Regions from separate parts of the Homo sapiens genome. Here regions 2 and 3 are each linked to region 1. Evidence: chromatin loops called from intact Hi-C (ENCODE). Cell type or tissue: GM12878. All regions are shown on one strand.

Region 1 (8,000 bases):
CATCTGCACAAAAAGAAAACTGGGCTCATGAAAGAGCTTTTTCATTCTCTTGGGCTATGTGACTATCTCTCTGGAAAGCAAATGCAAGGCTAAACCTCCGGAGTTCTCCATTTGCTGCCTTTGGAAGGACAGTCTCACCAAAAGAGCCAGTCATCCTACTAAGAACATAACACTATGACTTCCTTTTCATCCCTGCATTGCTAATAGGGCCTCAAAGGAACAAGGGCTCAGTTCTGTGAAGTAAACACACACCTTTAGTGTAGTGAATAAACACTGGAAGAAGCTTTTCACATATTTGTAAGCTCGGAAGTCTTTTAGGCATTGAGTAGCAGCAGCTCCTTTATTGCTTCATGCAGCTGCACGGGGTACCTGCCCGGACAAACAATGAATCCTTCAGCTCTCTGAATGTTCCAGTTCTGTGCCGTGTGTGTGTGTGTATGTGTGTTTGTGTGTGTGTGTGGTGTGTGCATGCATACGTGCATGTGTGCTGGTTTGTTACTTGTATATCCCAGGGGAAAATAAGGGTTCTTTGCATGCTTTTTGTCAACACAATGGGTCTCTGTTCTCACTGACCTGGTTTTCCTTTATTCCTTCCCTCTCATCACAAGTTTAGGCAGTCTGGCTTTCCTCATCCACAGAGCAAGGCCTTCCCCTGATTTACCCCTCTCTGCATGCTCTTCACACTTCCAAACCATTTTCCATATAGGCCCCTTAAATCTAATTTAAATACTTCCCTCTGGAAAGCCTCAAATGATGAGTCCTGCCTAATTGCTCCCTCCTGTACATGTCCTATGTTGCTTTCTAAAAGCATCATAGCTCTTTATGTCATGGGCATAAGTTCTTCCTTCATTATTTGTCAGGTGTGTGTGCACTCCTTAAGCTAAAATTTTATATTATGGCATCTCACTGAGCCAAGAGGAAGGAGGAGTACTTGTGTGAATAAGACCTAGACTCTGATTGTGAGTTTAAACCGTTTGGAAATAAGAAATAAGATACATTACTTGAGGCCAGGAGTTCAAGACCAGCCTGGCCAACATAGTGAAATCCCGACTCTACTAAAAATACAAAAAATTAGCCAGATGTGGTGGCACACTCCTGTAATCCCAGCTGCTCAGGAGGCTGAGGCAAGAGAATCGCTTGAACTCGGGAAGTGGAGATTGCAGTGAGCCAGGATTGCACCACTGCACTCCAGAGCGAGACTCTGTCTCAAAAAAAAAAAGTAAGATACATCAAGATAGGGACTGTGTCAGTCATGGTCCTCTACAGAAACAGAATCAGCAGTAGGACAATATTCACTTTAAGAATTTGGCTCATGAAATTATAGTGGTTGACAAGCTTGAAATCTATAGAGCAGAAAGTAAATTCAGGCAGTAATTAATGCTGCAGTCTTCAGGCACAATATGTTCTTTTCCAGGAAGCCACAGTTTCTGCTCACAACTGACTGCACAAGGCCCACCAACATCATCGGGGGTAATCTCCTTTACTTTAAGTCTATTGATTGTAGATGTTAACCACATCTACAAAATACCTTTCACAGCCAACACCTAGATCAATATTGATTAAATAACAGGGCACTATAGACTAGCCAAGTCAGCACATACAACTAATTATCAAGGACCCATCAACCAACAACCCCAAACACCTGTCTTTGGAATTAGACTGGAATTATGCCTAGCTCTTCTACAAACAAGATGTATAAAATCCAGGACAATAAAAATTTTTGTATTATTTCTGATTGAGTCTTCACTTCAAAACAAAATAAAATAATCATTCATCCTAGCTCACAGAATTGTTTTGAAAACCAAATGATAGTTCGAAAGACCAGAAGCGCAAGCTATTGGTACTTTGAACACCTTGACAGTGCGCAAGTAGTGGCAGCACACCTGTTAAATATTGGTGGCCACACAAACACATCACCATTCTCTCTACTGAGCAGACATGAGAGAAGAGAAAATCTTGGGCTTTTGCTTTACACGAATGCCAATCAATTTGTGCCTAGTATCTGGAACACACAACTGATTATCTTAAACTCAATGGAGGGAAATATCTTTAAAAGAAGTTAATTTGGACCAGAAATATCTCAGGGGAGGTAGGAGTGAGGTTGGAGCATTCTTTATGTACATTTCCACAGAGTTGAGTATGAAACTTTATTCCCTGTAAAAACAAATTGGAAATTTGAATGTGAATCCAATTTGCCAGGTTATCCTTGAGACGCCCTTCCTTCTCACACCTGGATATTAAAACTTATCTCCATTTCCCTGTGAGTCTTGTATTCCTGTCACTAAAAATTCCTCCAGCCTCTTTGCAGAGCACATTGGCACCAGGCCCCCTTCTAAAGCCACAATGCCGAAGTTCTGATTGCACCTCCGTATTCCTATGTTTCCGGTAAGTCTTTTAAAGACATTTGGCTCCTGCCTCTGGTCTTGAATATTTTAGGCCTATTGAGTTTAGAATCTAGAGAAAATAGCAGATTAAATGTAGCTCAGGAACAAGAGGGTGTTGTCCAGAGAAAGCTGAGAGTGACTGGCACAGCAGACGTAAACATCGTCACCAGGGTGTACATAGCTTTAACTCAGGTACCTGCACGGGCATCACAGGCAGCATGGCACAGATAGTTCACAGGCCTGGGTATCTATGCTTATGGACTGGCCTTCCAAGTGCAGTTTCCTGCTCACTCTTATTTATCTTCTGATAAAGAATTGCTCCCAGCAAATTACTAAACTAAACCTACTGCTGATACTTTTACTCCAGTTGTAAAAACACATTACTCCCTCTGCTTCTGCAGAAGTGGAACATGCTTCTACAATTCCCTTTTCTAAATTTGTTGATGGATTACTTATTGCCCCACTCCTCAAGTTTCTGTGGAGGGGATTCCATCTAATCTTTAACAGGGAACAGTTTTTGGGAAATATTACCTTTTCTCCCTTCTGTGCTGCGAGAGCAGAGGGCAAAGACAAGTAACAGTGAGTGGGAATTATAGGAGAGGTTTTTGCCTCAGTGAGCCTTTTAACCCACTAGAGATCTGGAAGAAAATGGAGTGGGTTTCTCTGGGAGGTGATTTGTTCTGCATTCCCTTGCTAGAAGATCACTTGCCTAGACATATGTAGGAAGTTTAACATGGGTTTTCCTCATTCGGAAGAAGGGTGGATTCAATCACTTCTGAGATTTTTCTTGTGTTAGGAGCATATATGATGGAACTGTGTTTTGGTAAATCAGTTTCAGTTCTACACTGCCCCTAAAGTATTTTGCTTGTTTTCAGAGGTCTGTCCATAAAGCATTTGTTTCAAATACAAGGCATGGGGGAGGAGGTGTTATCACAATATCAAACCCCTGCTAAGTATCAGATTTTCTATTAGGTACTCTGCAAAGGAGATCTGTTTTTATCCTCAACAACCTTCTATTAAGTCAATATCATTATCCCATTTTTTTTAACCAATAAAACTATGCCTCCATGAATGTAACTAGTAGTATAAAGACACTCACTCAGCTTGTAACAGACAGACCTAGGATCGGAACCATAAAGACACTCAGCTAGTAAGCAGTAGAGTTAGGATGTGAACACTGCCTTGTTTGGCTCAGAAGCCTGTGTACTTGGCATGAGCTCTCTGTGCTGTCCAGTAAGTAAAGGTGCATGTGATGCCCACACAGGTACCTGCGTTGAAGGTACGTACACCCTTGAGATGGTGTTTACATCTGTGGTTCCAATCACTCTCAGCTGTCTCTGAACAATACCAACTTGTTCTTCAGCAACATTTAATCTGTTTTTTTTTCCTCCAGATTCTAGAACTAGAGAGAATTTAGAAGAAAATACATTTCAAGCTTTAGTTTTCCCTCATGGGAATAACTGAGCCAATAGGGAGGTGGCAGTGTCTTCCTCTCTTCTAGGAATAAGTCTCCTTCCCTGAAAGACTTTTGGGTTTTGAGTAAGCCATCCTGGCAGGGAAAAGAGGCAGGGGAGAATTTTTAGGACGTAACAGAGCTGTGGGAGACATATCTCCAGTGCATTACTCACTGCTTAAAAGACACCCCCAGCCTCTGACATCACAAGGAGAGAGAATTAGATTTCAGATCAGTAGTGAAACTGAGGTGTGTCTTGCTTGAACACAAGGAGGCAGCCATCCAACTCTAGGCTGGCTCTGGAAAGTCCCATTTTGAATAATTTGCTTCTTATGATGCTTTGTTCAGCTTCCCTACCTTAAGTGAAACTGTGTGACTTAAATGAAAGAGCACTGAGCTGAAACTCAGGAAACCTAAATTTCAGTACTGGCACCAACCAGGTGTGTAACCAGAAGTAAATCCTTTAACCTTTCTAGACTCAGTCATCTTTAGTTTAAATTATTTTGAGTCTTTGAGTCTTAGAATTCAATCTTACTTCAGATTTCTATAATGGCTCCTGGCCCAAAAATAGTGGTGTGTGGGTGTTGACATGGATAATTCTTTGTCACGGAGGAAACAGCCCCTCAGTAAGAATCTGGAATTCAAGCCTAGGTCTCTTTGGTCTAACTCCAAAACCTAGGCTTCTTCCACCTCTCCTACCCTGACAAGAGGCCATACTATTGTTTCATAACAAAGTGTATCTTTATTATTTTTATAATCCCTGTTAGCCTTGTCATTGGCACAGTTCATTAGCAAACATTCATTGAGTGCTTATGAGTGCTGGGAAAATAAAAAGGAAGGGGACATGGTGCCTGACCTAAGCTTAAAAGCATTTTCATAAGGAGATTCTGGAGCCACACTGCCTGGATTTAGATCCCAGTTCTACTATTTTTAGACTAATCATTTCTTAAACTTTCTGCATACCTCAGTTGCTTCATCCTCATTTTCTTCATCTTTAAAATTTTCCTCTTAGAGTTGTTTTAAGGATTAAATTTGTTGCTTCTGTAAAACATTTAAAATAGTGCCAATTATAGAGGAAAGACCAAATACATCATTGCCGTTATTGTTACTATTATATATATATGTGTATATATGTATATATATATGTATATATGTATGTCAGTCCCCTTGTGTCAGGAGTCTTAGAAGGTTGCAACTGGGTCTTGTTTGCTGGCACTTAATAAATGTTTGTTGGATCCAATTATTCAACACATATTTACAATGTTTCTACTATGCGCAAAGCCCTCTGATGGATCCTTGGTAGAATCCAGAATTTTTACAACTTTTTAAAAAATTACCATGTTTTAGAGCTTGCGTAAGTATAATTTGGAATTTTTTTTCTCTTTCAATATTTCTCTTCTTTCTTTTTCTGTGGCCCTTGTATAGAAAGTATTGAGGAACTGAGAGGAAGATATCTCACACATATGCTTGCTAACTTAATCATATGAGCCATCCTGGAGGAGGTGGGGTTAACAACACACCAAAAAGAAGATTCTTCTCTTTCTTAAATGATAAATGTCTTTTAGAACTCTGATGTCAGACAAGAGAGTACTGCTTACTTTTAATGGGTTTTCTGTGTCAGAGAGAGAGAAGGGAGAGAGAGCGAGAGAAAGAGAGAGAGAGAGATTCATTCACCACTTTCTCATTGACTCATTCATTCACCCTAAAAGCACCTGGCGAGTACTCACCACAACATGAATCAGGCATTATGCCTGGGTAATGCTGGATAATGGAGATACAGAAATGAATAAAACATGGTTTCTTCTTTGGGAGAGTTAACAGTCGTGGGGCAGACAAACATAACTTGATTTATAACGCAGTGTAATAAGAATTTTTCAGAAGCATGAATAAAGTGCTCTGGAAGGACACAGGAAGGCAGGTAGTTGGGAGCAAGATCCTATCCTAAGTACAAATAACACTCTGTACTGAGCTGTACCTAGGAAATTTATAAATTGGATTTTATTAAATTTTAAAAATTAGTATTTCCCATAGCTCGGTCATTCATTATACGCCAAGTGTTCAGCCATTTCAGCTCAAGTTAGCATATTCTTTGAGCACCTATTATAACCAAGTGGATTAGGAGACTACATATTAATTCTGACCATGACTAGGACAAGGAAGGTATAAGATATATGATTTGAACTCTGCCTTAAAGAATAGATAGTATTTCATAAGGCAAAGTGAGAAATAGTTTTTAAGAGGGCAGACCATGCTCAAACAAATGGAGGCCAGCCAGGTGCAGTGGTGCATACCTGTAGTTCGATCTACTCAGGAGGCTGAGGCAGGAGGATTGCTTGAGCCCAGGAGTTTGAAGCTGTAGTGCACCAAGATCATTGCAGTGAATAACCACTTCACTCCTACTGGGCAACAAAACAAGACCCCATCTCAAAAAAATAAAGTATGCAGATGAAAAAGTATAGGTTTAATTGCTTAGTTATTGGAATGAAAGTCACCCTAGGGGATTAGTGAAGAAAGGATAGGGTGTAGGGATATGCAGGACATTAGACAGGAAAGATGGCTGGGCAAAGAAAAAAGGGCTTTGCATACCTTCCAAGATTTTATTTTGTGTGCAGCGAGGAGCCACTGATATTTGTTCATCAGGGAAATACATTATCAAAGCAGTGCTTCTTGGGATGGTTAATGTGGTTTTGGCTACAGTGACAGGAAGCAGATTCAGGCTTGGAATCAGAAAACATAACAGAGATTGATGAATTGGGATTACTTGTGTGATCTTGAGCAAGTTCATAATCATTTCTGAGCTTTAGCCTCCTCATCTATATAGCAAGCAAGATGAAATTACGACAAGAGCAACAATCACAACAACAATGTTTATTGATCATTACTCTCTGAATAGCATGGTGGTAGGGCATTTCCTTGTAATGTTTAAGCCTCAAAACAACTCTGTGAGTTCTTAAAAAGGTAAACGTAAATTTACCCATATGACCCACCAATTCCACTCTTAGATATCTACACAACACAAATTGAAGACGTATAGTCTTTCAATATATGTTCCACAAAGTCGAACACAAATGTTATTAGCAGCATTATTTATTTGTTTTTAACTTTTGATTTTTAAAAATATATTTAGGGGGTACAAGTGCAGGCTTCTTACATGAATATATTGCATAGTGATGAAGTCTGTGGGCCTTTATTGTATCCATCACCCAAATAGTGAACATTGTACCCATTAAGAAATTTTCAACTCTCACACCCCCTTACCCTTCCACCTTTTGTAGTCTCCAACAGCCATTATTTCACTCTATATGTCCATGTGTCCACTGTTTAACTCCCACTTATAAGTGAAAACATGCAGTATTTGATTTTCTGTTTCTGAGTTAATTCACTGAGGCTAGTGGCCTCCAGTTCCACTCATGTTGCTGTGAAAGATACCATTTCATTATTTTTATGGCTGAGTAGTATTCCATGGTATATATATCTTAGCTGATCCTGACTCAAGCAGCAGTTGCCCAGACGGATTAGAGGAGTGACAGGAACCAAGAAAAGAGCTGTACAATGCTGCAGGCAGGAAGTAACAAGAGCTTACCAAAGGCACTGTCAGGAAGAAAGAACCAAAGGTGTTGACAATGAAGCCAAACTAGGGTAAGGCTCCTAATTGTACCATATTTTAACTTCTCTAAACAATCATTTAGGATGCTTGATTCTATGAACAAGAGAAGACAAAGAATAGAGGACTTCCTTTCCTTCAGCAAACAGCTGACACACTTTCCCATCATAAACTTCGTAATTCAGGATGTAAAACCAGATCCAACAACCAAACCCAGCTAGAAGGTTAAATAAATAAGTGCTAAATAAATAAACATGATTTTTCTTTTCCTTGGCCCATGAGTCTCCATAGAAGATGCCATGTGCTTCTGGTAATTGAAGTCTACTAGTCAATTTTCCTTTCTTTGTAAAATTGGGGGAATGGCCTACTCAGGGTTATAAACTGAAACTTTGAGGAGTTGGAACTTTTTGTATGTTTTGTTTTACATTTTCTCGTCATGAGCCCCATCATTAATACTAATTATGAATCACAGGTGAGGGAGTGCACCTAACATTTCATCTTTTATTTTGAAATGCTATTAAAACTCAAAAGGCAGAAACATAGCCTGTGGCCTTGGCAG
Region 2 (8,000 bases), 1.3 Mb before region 1:
GACCAGGTTCCTTCCTGCCTCACCAGCCTCCACCTTTGTTCTCTCTGCACCAGCTGCAGGGTGTTGGTCCCACCATAGGTCTTTGGCACATATTCGTGCCTCTCACTGGAAATCCTCCTCATTCTCTTGGCACAGCTCTTTCACACTTCAGATTTCCATGTATAAAAGTGTACTGCAGGCCGGGTGCAGTGGCTCATGCCTGTAATCCCAGCACTTTGGGAGGCTGAGGCAGGCGGATCACGAGGTCAGGAGATCGAGACCATCCTGGCTAACACGGTGAAACCCCGTCTCTACTAAAAATACAAAAAATTAGCCGGGCGTGGTGGCGGGAGCCTGTAATCCCAGCACTTTGGGAGGCCGAGGCAGGCGGATCACGAGGTCAGGAGATCGAGACCATCCTGGCTAACATGGTGAAACCCCGTCTCTACTAAAAATACAAAAAATTAGCCGGGCGCGGTGGCGGGAGCCTGTAATCCCAGCCACTTGGGAGGCTGAGGCAGGAGAATGGCGTGAACCCGGGAGGCAGAGGTTGCAGTGAGCCGAGATAGCGCCACTGCAGCCCGGCCTGGGCGAAAGAGCGAGACTCCGTCTCAAAAAAAAAAAAAAGTGTACTGCAAAGACTCCCTTTTCTTACAACCCACCTCTGACATCTCTCCCGGTACTCAGCATCACTGTAACAAACAGTAATATAATTGCTGAATTGTTTTTTCAACTAGCAAGGAACTTTTCTAAGGGCAGGAGCCAAGCCCATCTTGTTCTCACATACAGTGAGATCTACAGAGAGTTGCTGAATAAAGGAACAAACATGAAAACCTAAGAGCATTTGTATTTCAGCCAGCTTGTAGATGGTAGGTGGCCTGCTTCCTAAATCACATCAAGTGGGCTTACAATTTATGTTTGGGCCAATATGACCTCCTCTGACTTCTTCCTACTTCCAACCAACCCAAGTGAATGGTCGTTCTACACAAGTAAAAACATGAGGTTCCTTGGAGTTACCACCATACATCAAATGATTTTCCCAAAAAGATAACCCGTATACTGTGATTCGTGGACTTGCCTTAAGTTTTACAGAATGGTTTTAACTGAACAAAATCAGTCAGAATATTAAATTAAGACATTAGCATATTACTTTTTAGTCTATGTTATGTGAATTAGTGCTAAAATGGGTTTGCAGGTACACCTGGCAAAAAGCCATTGTACTTCTTTCTTTATAATATATATTGCATCTGTCCGCATCCCTGTGTGTGATCCACCAAACTAGTTTAATAACAAAATTTTTATCTGGAAAGACACATATTTGGCAGATTATTTTTTCCTTGAGTTGTTTTCTGTTATCTTTTCTCTTAGTACAATATAAACATTATTTTAAATCATAATTGAAAAAAACTGTTATATAGCCTTACTACAACCTGATCAAATTAACTGTGCAAGCAAGCCTCCAGATAAAATTGTGCTTAACTGAATAAACTGTTGTCAGTTCTAATACCCTTAAGTCCTTAAAACACCATTAAAAACAAATAAGAGTTGCATTCATTACAAATGGTTCTTAGCTATTTCTACTTTATATTCAGACCAGTCTGAGTTACCAAGTGTATGTGAAAATAACAGACCTAAATTTATGTTTTAAATACCTACAGGTCAGCCTTTTCAGCTGAAGTGGACTTTCCTACCCACTCCCCCTCCATACAAATCAAATTAGGGAGCTTTCTTGTCTTTCTCATTCTAGAGTGGGAAGACAAGGGAAGATACAGCTAACTCCTTTGCTGTCAAAGCATATGGGATGAGAATGACATCAATAGCGCTTTTCCAATCACGTGGCAACAACTGTTCTTGAGTATAAATAATGCCCAGACCCAAGAAACCAGTCCAACATATACATCACCAAGAAGGAAATACATTTAAAATATTTTAAAACACACATCTATGATTAGGAGGAAGGGCCAACTCTTTGCACACTTTTACATTTTGGGTAAATCTTGCTTTAGGAAAGCAAAATATGTTTATGGAAACAGAAACTGTAAAAGGGCATTCCATAGAAACTGAATACATATTTGAGAGTCCCTTTAAACTCTTATAATTCCTTACCAGCAAAACTCCCTGGAGTATTATCTGATTTACAAGATATTTAATTTCCACACAACTCTGAAGACACCGTTTTACAAACAGGTATACATGGTGCCTCTGCCAATAGCCCACAACTTGCTAAGTAAACTGAATCAGTGAGGTCAACACAGTATCTTCACATTAACTTTCCCAGAAAGTCAAATACATTCCTACCAAATTATATACCTTGGATGGCACTTTAAATTAAATAAAAGCACCTTTGTTAGTCATTTTTCCTTAAAAATAAGAGTAAAACCTAATTTACCTAGCACCTTTGGCACTGTCTACGTAATAAACCCTTCTAGATTTGAGAAACTGCCTTCTTTTTTGATTTACTCATTGCTAACTGAAATCTAACATAGAATATATCTGTTAGTTTTTGTTTTGTATCTACTGGTGGCATCTTCCCTACTATGTTAAACATTCTGAATATAATTTGAGGGTTTTTTTTAAAATACACATCCTATTTATCAATCATTAAAATAAAATAAGCCAGGCATGGTGGTTCATGCCTATTATCCCAAAACTTTGGGAGGCCAAGGCAGGAGGATTGCTTGAGCCCAGGAGTTCGAGACCAGCCTGAATAACAGAATGAAACCTCTCTCAACAAAACAATTTAAAAATTAGCTGGGTATTGTGGCACATGTCTGTGGTTCCTGCTACTCGGAAGGCTGAGGTGGGGAGGATTGCTTGAGCCCAGAAGGTCAACGCTGACTTGAGTTATGACCACACCACTGCACTTCAGCCTGGGTGACAGCGCGAGACCTTGTCTCAAAATAAAATAAAATGTAAAAATAGCTAGCACATTTTCAGCTCATGCTGGCATCACTTCAAAATCTTAAGCATAGTCATTCAACCCTCAAAACAACCTCAGAGGTAGGTACTGTCTTTATTGTCATTCTATGGATAAGGAAACAGGCGTAACTTGCTTGCAAACTCACAGCTAGGATCAAATCATACAGTGTAGATCCAGAGCCTCCAAAAACAGACTATCAGAATCAAAAAACAAAACAAGGCTAAAAGACAATCAATCAGTCTGTTTTCTACTCAGAGGTACCATAAATTGATGTGATTTAGTCTCCTACAGCCGGCTTCAAGTTATTACTATCTTCTATGCAGACGGCCGCAGCTCCTCTTCCTAGGTTTCACAGTCAACCTTCTCTCGCAGCTCACTCTTAAGTAATCTTCCCTGAGTTAAAGCAAAGATTCCTCACTGGTGTTTCACCCTGAAGAAAACCTCTTCTTTGAATTTGTCTACAGAAATTCTCTGAAAGCAGCTTCTTATATTGTCCTCAGACCTTCTTACATACCTCCTAACCCCTAAATGAGACATCTGAAGTTGCCCTTTTCTGCTAGAGATGTGAACTTTCACTTCATTTATGCTCAACAACTTGACCTCTTCTTCATGGCTTGATGATCATTACCAATACCAAACACCATACTGTGCTGTGATTAACAATGCAACCTCAAATTGCTAGCTTGTTGACAATGGTGTTTGCCCTCCACTAAATGCCCCAGATTGTTTCACTTTTGAGTTTTGGTTCTCCTTGTCATAAACCAGTAGAAACTCCTTATTCACTTCTAAGATAAAAATTAACACTGCTTGCCTCTGAGAACATGTCTTCCTGTATTCATCCACTTAACAACTCTTGCCTCTTAGGTTTCTTGTATTTAATTTCCTAATGGCTTAAAAACCAGTTAGATAAACTGTCAAAAAAAAGTCTTTATAAATTAAAAGCAAATCAAAGTAGGTTTTATTCCACTGTAAGAAAAGCATGGATGAACTTCATGACATCTTGCTTGGCTCGAAGCCTTTCTTGTTTCCTAGTAGTCTTCTGGATAGTTGATAAATGGCAGATAATAAAAGGCGTTTTCTGGGATGGGGAGGAGAGAGTTGCACAATGGTCAGATGAAGCTCACCCTTCATAGAACTCTCAGTGCTTCAGGTCTTCATTTGCTAACGATGTTATTCTTGAGCTTGGAAACTTCAAATGGCTTCTCATCTTCCCCACTCATTCGTTCAACAGAGGCCTCAGTCCCTAACCTAACACTGCTCACAAATTTGTGGAAAGAGCTACGGTCTTCACAATCTGGATCCAACCTGCATGTCCTGCCCTACCTCCTTCCGCTCCCTCCCAAGCAGTCTTTGCTCTAATCTAGTGGCCACTTCCAAGTCTGCCACTGACACCACGTACATGCCCACTTTTATGTCCTTGCTCACACTGTATCTCTGCCTAGACTTCCTTCCCACCCTAAAACAAAGGAACTCCTACTCACTCCTGAAGGCCCAACTCAAATGAAGCCTCTTCAAAAAAGCATTTGACAAGGGCTCCACGCAGGAATTAGCTCTCTTCAGGGTCCTGGAGCTCTTAATTCTGACTGCTACTACAGCATCACCCACAATGTGTTACAGCCATGTATACCAAGTTTATTTCCATATAAACTATGTCTTATCCTTCTGCCAGGCACTTAATAGGTACCAAAGAGATGTCTGTGCATACAAAGAATGAATTAATCTGTAACATTAAAAAAAGAAAGATAACAAGGGGAAGCTACTTCCTAGTCCTCAAACTTCAAAGGAGTGCCATGAAGGGTTCTAGGAAACATTCTACAATCACAAAGATTTACTCTTTTACATGCATATAGTCTGCAACTGTAAAACTGAACATGCCCTCAGGGTCTTCCACTAGACTGTAAATTCCACACGAGGACAGATTTGTACCTGTTTTGTTGTCTGTCTATTCACTCTCTGAGATTCACTGCAAGAGCTCAACAAGTATTTGCTAAATGAATAAAAGAATGTATAAAATGCTAGTGTGAATAGTACTGTTAAATAAATTCAGTTACTGCAGATTAAAAATATCCCAACAAACGCCAGCTCTATCTTCTGGCCAGAGTAGACTTAAAAGAAATTATCCTTTTGCTTCTAAAGCAGGTCTTGCCTCGGGACTGGGCAGTTTATCCGCAGAGCACCAAGGAAGAATGTGTGCCCACTGCCAACTACAAAGAATCATGGATCATAAACCCTCAGAAGTGGAGGTATCACGGAAATGAGCTTAATGTTTTATGCTTTCCTGTCGCCTTAAACTGCCAAGAAGGCTGGTGCACCTCAGAGGAAAGAATACTCACAGGAATTAGTTTCCGGTCCCTGAAACCCAGTCATTTCAACATGACAGCTGTTTGAAATCCCATGTAACCAGAGGGTTTCTGAGACAGGAAGCAACAGTGGCACACCTAGCTGAGCACGGGGGAGAGTAAGAAGCAGAGAGGAAACAAGCTGAATGAGAACATGGCTTGGAGGCAGCAAGGAAAGTATAAAAACAATGAACCAGGCCAGGCGCGGTGGCTCACGCCTGTAATCCCAGCACTGTGGGAGGCCAAGGCAGGCGGATCACTTGAGATCAGAAGTTCTAGACCAGCCTGGCCAACATGGTGAAATCCCATCTCTACTAAAAAACAACACAAAAATTACCCAGGCATGGTGGAACGTGCCTGTAATCCCAGCTACTCGGGAGGCTGAGGCACGAGAATCACTTGAACCTGGGAGGCAGAGGTTGCAGTGAGCCTAGACTGTGCCACTGCATTCCAGACTGGGCGACAGAGTGAGACACCATCTCGAAAAATAAAAATAATAATAAAAACAATGAACCGATGTCTCTGATGCCTACTATAATGTAATTTACCTTTACATCGTAATTATTAAAAAAGAAAGAAATGAAGGGCACAGAAACAAGGAACACCTTCCTTGGTCACCAGCTACTCTCTCTCATCATTCTCTGAATCCTAACTGCTCTTATAGAAAAGAAATTGGCAAGGATGTGAGTGTGCTTAAATGGACAAGCGAGTAGAGCATGAATGACTTGTTCCCTCTATTTTCTACTTTCCTATATTTTCTAATTTTTCTATAGTGAATTCTCCTTATTGTTATGATGGGAAAAATAACCTTTGCTTAAAGAAATTATAGAGCTAAAAAGTACATGTTCTGACAATAAGAAAACTAAGTATACTAAAAAAACCTTTACCCCAAAAAATGAATAACAAAGAATTCGATAATATCAAACCATCCACAGGCGGCTTTTTACTCAACATATTGCCTTAACCCTGGTTCCCTCAACTACCGGTAAATCTAATGATTCACTTATGAAAAATACTCTTCATATTAGTTATGATTTGCATAGCACGTCACAGTTTCCATGCATTATTTACCTGACTTCCCCCCAAAACTCTGCGAGATGACCAGGGAGAATATTTTTATCTCCATTTTGCAAATGAAGAAAAGAGGTGCCCTGAAGTGAAAAAATTTGCCACAAGAGCCCAGATCTTCTTGCTCCTTACTCAGTATTCCAAAGCAGGACTTCTTAACCTGGGCACTACTGAGATGGATAATTCTTTGTTTGGGATGGGGGGCTGTCTTGTGCGTTATAGGATGTTTAGTAGCATCCCTAGCCTCTAACCACTAGATGCCTACCAGTAGCACCGCTCCCTTCCCCCAAGTTGTAACAACCAAAAATGTCTCCAGAAACTGCAAATATCTCATTGGGTGCAAAATCATACCCTTACTAGTCTAAAAAAATCTGAAAGTTCCTTCCAACACTCCTGTTCAATGACAAGGTTCCATATACCACTGAGCCACAATAATCACAGAACATCCAATGTTCCTTCTTCAGCGAGATTCCATTAATAAGCCAATTCCCCATCCACTTAAAATAATGGTTTTAAATGTGAAAATGAACAAGAAAAATTTATTTGTATGAATATTCACATCTCAGACAATAAATCTTCTAACAGCATGCTATTATCTTATCAGGACATAAGGACATACAAAATGGGATGTGTCTTTGAGGGGAAAAAAACACCAGAGGAATCTGAGAATTAGAAAACACAGATCATGGTCTTTGCTATGCAGTTATACCTTAGTGTTCTCTTGTTCTCTCTACACAAATGAGTATCAACCTACACGTTCTCAATGCTTGTTTCAGTCGGAAGTATATGGCTTTAGCCAAGCTCATGTTAAGATCCTAAATTACAACAACTGAAATGTAGTTATATTTTAGGAAATGTTTGAATTATTTTACCTATATCTAATTTATGCATTCTCTACAATCATTTCCCAATGGTAGTAAATAATTAGTATAGTATGAAATGGAGGAAACCATTTAAACTGGCTGTATTCAGTGTGGAGTATCACACTGCAATCCTAGCAGTAAAAAAACATAGTTTTGTATCTATTTGCAGAAACTAAGACTCAGTCAAAGCACTTAGTTAATATGATATACAGAATTAAGAAGAGGTTATGATTATTCCTATTTATAATGTCCAAAGTCATTCCAGTATGATGTCTTCACATCTTTAAATGTGATCTGGATCTATACAGGGGAGACATTTTCTCCACATTACAAAGCATATTGTACCAGAAATGTCTGGAACCCTGGTGGTCTCCATTAATCTTCACCACAAAGTACAAAAGAACACATTGATCCTTCAATGAAAATAATCCCCTGGTCTTGGAAAACATCAGAGTCACCAAAAGCAAAATCAAGAAACAACACATAATGGGGTTTTGGAAAGGGAAGAACAAAGATTCAATCAATACGAATTGCTCATCTTAAACAAAATCTACTGTGCCTATACCCATATTTAACTCAAATCTTTTCTTCAAAAAATAAAAAAATAGCCAAAACCAAACACGCCCTGATTTACATCTCTCTCTGCATTATTCTCATCACTTAACTACCCATGTTTTACTCCCTGAAAGAAGTAATGACAATTTTATACCACTGTAAATTCCTGCCAGTGAGAGAAAAACCCTATGACTTGGGGGGAAAAGTGTCAATGACATGTATAGCGATGTACTCAACCAGGGGCAGAAGGCAGCTCACAGCCACGTAGTAAGAAGA
Region 3 (8,000 bases), 54 kb after region 1:
GATGGCAAAGCACTCAGAAATGACATCACATACCCTAAAGAACCCTGGGATGACTAAGGCAGAGAGAGTCTGAGAAAACTCTTTGGTGCTTCTGCCTTTAGTTTTAGGACACATTTATGCAGATGAGCTTATAAGAGACCGTTCCCTCCGCCTTCTTCCTCAGAGGAAGTTTCTTGGTAGATCACCGACACCTCATCCAGGCGGGGGGTTGGGGGGAAACTTGGCACCAGCCATCCCAGGCAGAGCACCACTGTGATTTGTTCTCCTGGTGGAGAGAGCTGGAAGGAAGGAGCCAGCGTGCAAATAATGAAGGAGCACGGGGGCACCTTCAGTAGCACCGGAATCAGCGGTGGTAGCGGTGACTCTGCTATGGACAGCCTGCAGCCGCTCCAGCCTAACTACATGCCTGTGTGTTTGTTTGCAGAAGAATCTTATCAAAAATTAGCAATGGAAACGCTGGAGGAATTAGACTGGTGTTTAGACCAGCTAGAGACCATACAGACCTACCGGTCTGTCAGTGAGATGGCTTCTAACAAGGTAAGAGATGATCTTTTTATTCATTAAAGTGTGATCATGCAGGGAGCTCCAGCTCCCCTCACCCCTGTCTGCAGCAGAGTGCACCAGGGAATGCTACCAACTCTAAGAATATGTTTGTTGCTTTGTCTAGAAGATTCTCTTCCAAAGTGTCACACTCTACTTGTGTCTTGATGCTACAGCAAAAGTTTAAAATCCTCAGTACGCTTCAATTTCCAGAAACAAAACTTCTCTCTTACTGATGCAGTTTGGAATAGGTTTAAGGTGAGAGATGTCTGTCTGTAAAGCTTCCAAATCAATATAACATTGAAAGTGCTTTAAAATTTTTTTACAATTATCAGGAAGCTAAAATCTGAGTTAGTCTTGTTGCATTGCAATCAGGTGTCACATATTTATTTTTAAACAAGAAAGTAGTTTAACCTTCATATATCAATGGGAAAGAATGGTCTGTGTTGAAGTTTGATAAATTCCCTCTAAAAAGAAGGATATCCTGGGATTTTCTAAGATTTCTTTTGCGATGCTGGCATGACCTAAGATAAAAAAGAAACAATATGCTTTGTCTCCAAAACCAGAGGTTTTCTTTAAGTTTGCTGATTTTCATAGTGAAATCATTTGAAATTGCTTCATGCATACTGCCCCCAAAATGGTTTTATTTACAATCCCCAGACAAAGCTTAATGTTGAAGAGCCTTAATTATCTATCATTATATCATTTGTTTAATTAACACCTGGACTTAGAATGCTAATTTATGTAGTGAGAGTTGTTGCTTTTTGTTTGTATTTTTACCTTGGAGAATATTATATTAAATACATATTGCTATAAAGTTATACAAAGTTATATATGTGTGTGTACACACACACACACACACATACACTTTGTTAAAAAGCCTTACACCATACCCTCATAGGTGCACATTTCAGAGTCCCAGTCATTCTAGCCTGAAGTATCATCTTGTTGTCTACGTTTCTGGGGCTGAGAAGATATTTTGCTCCACACCTGCCAGCATGCCCTTTCCAGCCCTGAGGTGCACCAGTGAGTGTGTGTCCCTTCTCCAGCTTTCCTGGGGTAAAAGTACCACCTTTGGATCAAGGCTTGCTGGCTGCGGCTCAGAGGATCTGCGCAGAGGAAGCAGTGTGTCCTCAGGAGATCCTGAAGGAGGGGAGGGGGGACTCTTCCTACTTGGAACTCTTTGTTTATTGGTTAATGAAAGGGCAAAAATAAGTCCCTTTCTAAAATTTTAGTTTAGAGTTTAAGTTGGAAGGGAAAAAAAAAGAAAAGAACACATTTGAGGATTAACTATTTATTGACTTTTCTCTGAAGTTCTCAATTGAAGGTTAAACTCAGGGATTTTCCAGGCTGGGGTAAAACTCAACCAACTGCTTCCCCATGAGGAGGGCTTTGCTGTGTAACTTCTCCAAATCACACTGGGACTCCATGTAGAAGGACTTTCACAAGGCTTGAGCCTACTTTGGAGCATTAGCAGACACTCTGTTCCCTGTATTTTGTGGTAATTGACGGCTATGCAAGATGTAGATCCAACATTTATGGGGTAGTTTTTCAACAGCTTTCACCATAGAGAACATGGCAAACTTCAATAGTCACCAAAATATACTAACTAGAGTCACCAAGATAAAGCAGGCAATTAACTCCAAGAAGAGAAAAAGAGTACCCCCTGAGAAACTACAAATTGCCATTAATTTTCATTTTGAGTGTCAATATGCTGTAGTATTCTAATCCCATTCATGCCTAGAGTGCTGGAATTAGACATTGACTGTCTTGCAAATTTATTAAAAATAATCTTATTCAGCATAGTAGTTAGTAAGGCTCTGAGACCAGGCACTCTGTAGACACGGGTGAGGATTCCAATCCCTCAGGCTTCCGCTCCTCCTTTATGGTGTTGTGTGCAGGAAGCAATGAAAGTTGAATAGAGCTAACCCTAACAAAAGGGCTAACCTTCAATGCTGACACAGTTAGCTTAAGTAAAAAGCATGCAGCCTCAGTCATTTTCTAGTTCTACAGTGGAAAGGTTGTCAGGGAAAGCAATTATTTAGTGCATGAATGATGCCCAACTGACAGCTAAGATTAATTTTTAAAAATATCTCTTTTTACTTTACTACCTTTAAAAAATTATTGATTATTCAGATAATTGTCTCAGGTTAAGCTTGAGCATAACATGCACCATGACACATATGATATAAGGCAATGAGGCCAGGGAGTGGTGGCTCACGCCTGTAATCCCAGCACTTTGGGAGGTCGAGGCAGCACTTTGGGATTGCTTGAGCCCAGGAGTTCGAGATAATGCAATGCAAACATTTTTGTGGCCACCAGAAAGAAATTGATCTACACCAGTTCTTTGGGAACTGAATTATCCATGGCAAAAAAAAACTATATTCCATATTCAGTTTTCAATGTTGCTGAAATTATCTGAGATTTCCATCCAAGTTGACATCTTAAAACTTTATCATGATCATCACTCCCTTTACTATGTAGTCTTATTTGGCCATATTTTGCTTACCCTTATCAACTAAGGAGCCAGTGTAAATCTCTGAGTTGCAGATCTGGAAGTGATGTGAAGAAATGTTATAGAGGGAGTGTACTTATCAGTGGTATCCACTACATTTTTGCAAAAACTCTGTGTTCCTAGTTCTGTTTCAGCTACGTGGCCACTAAGTTTTGTTTGCAATGTCTGATCTTAAGAACAGCGATAGGTGAAATTGTGTTATGCTGAGGGGTATTTGGGAATTACATAAGTGCAGTCTACATGCAACTGGTAGAGAGTTAACTGTGTTTGGTGGAGGAAAAGCAAGCATCTTTCATCTTTACTTCATCTAGGTAGGGTTGTGCTTTTTTAGTTTGTTTGTTTTCCTTAATCCTTTAAATTTTGAAGAAAACTGAGTGATTCAAATCTCCTAAAAGACTTTCTCAAATGTACTTCATAGCCTAGAGAGTTAGCTAAGAAACATCGTCCTCTGTTTGGCCCAAATTTCTCTGATCCCTTAATGCTGGCCACAGTCCAGATGGAATTCCAGAATTTTAGAGAATGGTGCTGCCAGGTAGGTTAGTCTTGTAAATTATTTTCCTCCAAGAATTACTAGAAGATGGAATAAGTTCAGCAGAAGTTTTACAAGGCAATGGTATTGTTATTTAAGATGAAAAGGATGGCTAGTGAACCTCCTGCCAGCTGCCCAAATTCGATTAGACATGTTAGAGCTAGCCGTTTTGCTTAACAACAGATTGCCTTCTTAGAATTGTTCATTAATTTTGTGTTTCAATTTTCATCACCTCCTGAATTAGAAGAATTGTCTTACACTTCAGCAAAATGCATCAGAGCATGAGTTCCTCAGTGGCAAAACAGTCAGATGTTTTGAAAACAGGATGCTTTGGCTCTCCATTATAAAAAGAGGAACGGAAAGAGAAACAGTATAGAAAGGAAGAAAGCAAATAGCCTCAGCAGGGTCCCCAGCCCAACAACGGCATAAACAGTGACCTATCTTCCTGACCTTCACTGTGGCTCAGTTCCTGACCTCGTGTCACCAAAGCCAACCAACGTCATTAGAGGAGGATAGGAGGAATGGCGCAGCTGCTGTGAGGGTGACTACAATTTCCTGTCTCCTTCCTGACAGACGCAGTCAGTAAAGTACAGGGTTGCAACAACAGTGGCTGAGGAAGGACCAACCCAGAACAATCCCAGGGAGGCGTAATTGTGACTGGCGGGGAATGGGGAGGTGTTCCTTCCCTCATTGTACTGAGAAACCTAGTCTTTCACCTAGAATTTTCAGGTGAAAAACGTCAAAAGGGTCATTCTTACCCAGAATGCTAAATGTTTTTCAAAAGATGAACATACTGTGGTATTCAGAAAAGCTATATTCAAGCAACTAGTCACTGTCTTCACTTCCCCCACAAACGCCCTCCACTGTCCTTTTCATTCTCCATTGGTTTGGCTCTGGGGCTGTTTTATATGCAGAACAAAGGTTGGGTGCTGCTGGGTGAAAATGGATATTCTGTTGTTGAAGAGTGGCCCTGTGTATTAGTACTTTTTTTTTAGAATGAAGCATTAGGACTTAGCACTTGAGTAAATGTTTGCTAAGATAGAAATGGAAGATAGATGGTCCTTCTTCTCTTAAGGCATTGTGAAGTCGGCTACAGATAACCATCATGAGGAAGTGAGTCCTCCTGGCTATGCAGGCTTATTTTTCCAGTTCTTCAGGTGCAGCCATACTACAGTACTAAACATGGAGCACAAAGGCAACTAATTGCCAGTGCTCTTGGGTTTGCAGGATAAAGTCACACTATTCTACCAGGCCCCGAGCCAGCTGGGAATTAGGCTGCATGACACTGGATGGTGATCATGACAGGCTGATTGCCCTAATGAGGGGTGAACCATTTTGTATTTAACTAAATAATCAATAACTATGGAAAATGCCAGCTCCTGCAGAACTGACAGGAAATAGATCTTACTGGCCAATGGATTCATCTTAGAACTCTGTAAGAGAGAGGGTAGACAGGCGCTCAGTCCTTGAAAGGAATATTCATGCCACTTTTGCCTAAAATGTAATGATATGATTACAGCAGTGCCGCCCTTAGCATAAGATGCATCCATTTGCTGGGCCCTGTGCTGTAATCAGAGGGCCTTAGCCTGGCCTTCCTTCTGCTGCCCTCCACCCAAGGAAGTAAGGAGTTGGCCGGGCCAAGGGAGCAGCTTTGCTCCCCTCTCTAAACTACATTTTGCATCTGCTGGACCCCCACATTCTCTGTCCAAATGGCTTTGAACCCACTTCCCGGCCACACAAGCCTCTTCCTGGGATGTGCTGCAGGCATACACACCCTTAGGCCTAAGGAGTTTAACCAAGAGGCAGCAATGAGAGGTGTGAAGAGACTTGTGTAGGAGGAACTTGGGTAAGCAGGCTGCGGTCCAGGGCTCACGACGGCTGCTCACAGGTCCCTGGAGATGGAAGGACATGGGGAAAGAGGAGGGCCAACCCATATCCAAGGAGTTCAAGAATTCTAAATTCAACCTGACCTTCCAGGCTGTTATGGAGGGATATCTGTCAAGGTAAAGGAGATAGCTCAATGTATATCTTTGTATATTTAGACTTACAGTGTGTGGCCCCACACATGTTAGAGGTGACCCTGGATTAGAGGGCAGAATAGAATTAAAATCAGTTCTGGTAGCCAGGTGGGCACTCACACATTTTTTTGGTTCAACTTTTCTCTCTTTACTGCTCAGATTTATATAGACTAAATTATGGAGGGAGCAAAATAAAGTGAAAAGAGCCTAGGAATAAGCCATGAGTTTGAGTTCTAGCCCTGCCTTTACTTAGGTATAGTAATATAGACAATAAAACTATTTGGAATCTTTCCATATTCTCTTCTATAAAACAAAATAATTGGAAAAGACCCAGCTCTTCAGTTTATTGATTGAATAATATTAGTAAACAACAGAACTACCTTTACAGGTGTATGCAAACATTGTGCTAAGCTCTTTACCTCATTCTGTAATCAATATTCACAGTAACACTTTGAAATAGGTACTGTTATTATTCCTGCTTTACAGATGAGTAAAGTGAGGCATACAAAGTTGAAATAACTTGCTTAAGGTAAATCATAGAGCCAGGATTCATATCCAGTCCATCTGACTTACCATCAATGATCCCAATGAGGCATATAAAGAAAGAAAAAAGTTTAGAGTTATTTAATAATTCTTCTAAGGGGATTTTGGATTGGTTGGTGGGTGATCTTGTTCTTTCAACTGTGGCAAGCATTATTAGTGAGGCCTAGTTCAAATTTATATTCTGTAGCTACCATACTCACAGCCTCTAGGATGGCCATTAATTGCCCTAAGCTCAGTCTTCTTGCCTGGGAAGCAGTGTAAGGGGAAAGAGCAATCGCAATTATAGAAAATGGTTATAAAGTGCTCATAAAAATGCAAATAATAGTATTAAACTAATCCATTGCCTATTTCAGATCAATTTGCTCACTTCACTATCTGTTTCTTAAAATTCTCCAACATAGCCTAAGATAAGATAGTAAAGGTCTGTTCAAAGCACTGTAGACTAACCCCAAATTCCCTTTTTCCCTGCTTCTCAAAATAAAAAGGGAAATAGAGATAAGCTATTCTTGGCCGGGCGCGGTGGCTCACGCCTGTAATCCCAGCACTTTGGGAGGCCGAGGCGGGCGGATCACAAGGTCAGGATATCGAGACCATCCCGGCTAAAACGGTGAAACCCCGTCTCTACTAAAAATACAAAAAAATTAGCCGGGCGTAGTGGCGGGCGCCTGTAGTCCCAGCTACTTGGGAGGCTGAGGCAGGAGAATGGCGTGAACCCGGGAGGCGGAGCTTGCAGTGAGCCGAGATCCCGCCACTGCACTCCAGCCTGGGCGACAGAGCGAGACTCCGTCTCAAAAAAAAAAAAAAAAAAAGAGATAAGTTATTCTTATTTTTTAATTTATATGATCATTCAAATGATTTGGGCAATTTCATTATATGCCACAACCTTTCCAAGGCATGGAACATGACCATAAAACAGAGAATTAATGCTTCAGTAATATGTAAGGGAAATTTTTGGAAGTAACATGTCCACTGTTTTCCTTGGGCATTGTCTTCAAATAAAGATGAAAGAGAAGATTAAGCTATTTATTCTTTGTCATTGTTTCAGTTACTCTTTCTATGACAAAATGGAGTTGTATTAGTGAGTATTAGTATTAGTGCAATTCAGTATTCCAAGTTCTAGTCTTCTCAAAACTTAGCAAATCAAAGAGTTTGAAAGTTATTTGGTGCTTTGTAGTAAGTTTGATTTGTAATCTGTTTTGTTTTATTCAAATAGTTCTTCATTGGTTTTAACAGAACCATTTCTTTACTCAATGGTAATCCATTTGGCCCAATCTTTCTGCCTAACTCACTTGAAAGTCCTCAAGTGAGCAAGTCTCTAAAAAACAAACAGAAATGAAGAGGACATTGCCTTTGATTGTTTTACCTCTGGCTACCTGATAAGAGAGCATAATAGTCTCAAAATCTGATAAATAAATCATTTTAAGGGGAGTATCTTTCTCCACATTGGGGAAAAAATAATAGTTATGTTTAGATTGTCAAATGTAAATGTAAATGTAGAACACTAGTCTTCAAAAATAGAATTCAACCCGTTAGCAGAATAAATGTTTAGTCTCCATTTTTTTAATACTTTTTTCTCATCTTTTAAAAATTGTTTAGTTTTTTTTTGTTTGTTTTTTTTGTTGTTTTTTTTTTTTTAGAATATGTCCGAGTCTAAAAGGCTCCTAGGTTGTATGCCATTGTTGTCTATGAAAGAAAAACCAAGGGCGATGGTGCTTGCATTTGCAGTATTCTTCCAAAACATTTTTCTTCTGAGTAAAAGTGTGCTCAACAAGTGGAGATAGCTCAGACATCTGGAAGCCAGGACTTACTAAACAAGAAGATGCCAGGGCAAATTTGTGCCACAGTCAATAGGTTT

The links. Hi-C counts contacts between places; a loop is a spot of excess contacts. Peaks named below come from ENCODE experiments on the same cell type or tissue, not always from the same donor. Only the 100,000 strongest peaks of a DNase experiment are listed, where the experiment ranks them.
Region 2: a loop joins it to region 1, with 4 times the contacts of the local background. A loop is called at or near these places in 2 of 110 quality-filtered maps.
Region 3: a loop joins it to region 1, with 4 times the contacts of the local background. A loop is called at or near these places in 72 of 110 quality-filtered maps.

What each region holds. Positions count from the first base shown.
Region 1 is chr1:66,278,405-66,286,404 of GRCh38, forward strand. The region is part of intron 7 of PDE4B (phosphodiesterase 4B); the gene reads left to right. Among named protein-coding and RNA genes, the nearest start is that of PDE4B-AS1, 230 kb to the left of the region's middle. RefSeq lists enhancers at 3,931-4,230, 4,281-4,360. In GM12878, a CTCF peak has its summit at 4,110 (motif pointing right); DNase peaks (open chromatin) are centred at 4,147 and 5,497; H3K4me3 peaks cover 1,023 bases; H3K27ac peaks cover 3,940 bases.
Region 2 is chr1:64,957,352-64,965,351 of GRCh38, forward strand. The region is part of intron 1 of JAK1 (Janus kinase 1); the gene reads right to left. Among named protein-coding and RNA genes, the nearest start is that of JAK1, 5.2 kb to the right of the region's middle. RefSeq lists enhancers at 2,765-2,814, 2,825-2,904, 5,097-5,196. In GM12878, no CTCF peak of the experiment used is centred here; a DNase peak (open chromatin) is centred at 3,570; H3K4me3 peaks cover 4,964 bases; H3K27ac peaks cover 2,421 bases.
Region 3 is chr1:66,332,084-66,340,083 of GRCh38, forward strand. PDE4B (phosphodiesterase 4B) reads left to right here. Exons shown (of 17, transcript NM_002600.4): 8 at 425-537. Among named protein-coding and RNA genes, the nearest start is that of SGIP1, 200 kb to the right of the region's middle. RefSeq lists enhancers at 1,430-1,489, 1,520-1,569, 4,853-4,902, 4,963-5,012 and a silencer at 7,903-8,000. In GM12878, no CTCF peak of the experiment used is centred here; a DNase peak (open chromatin) is centred at 4,038; H3K4me3 peaks cover 5,922 bases; H3K27ac peaks cover 7,516 bases.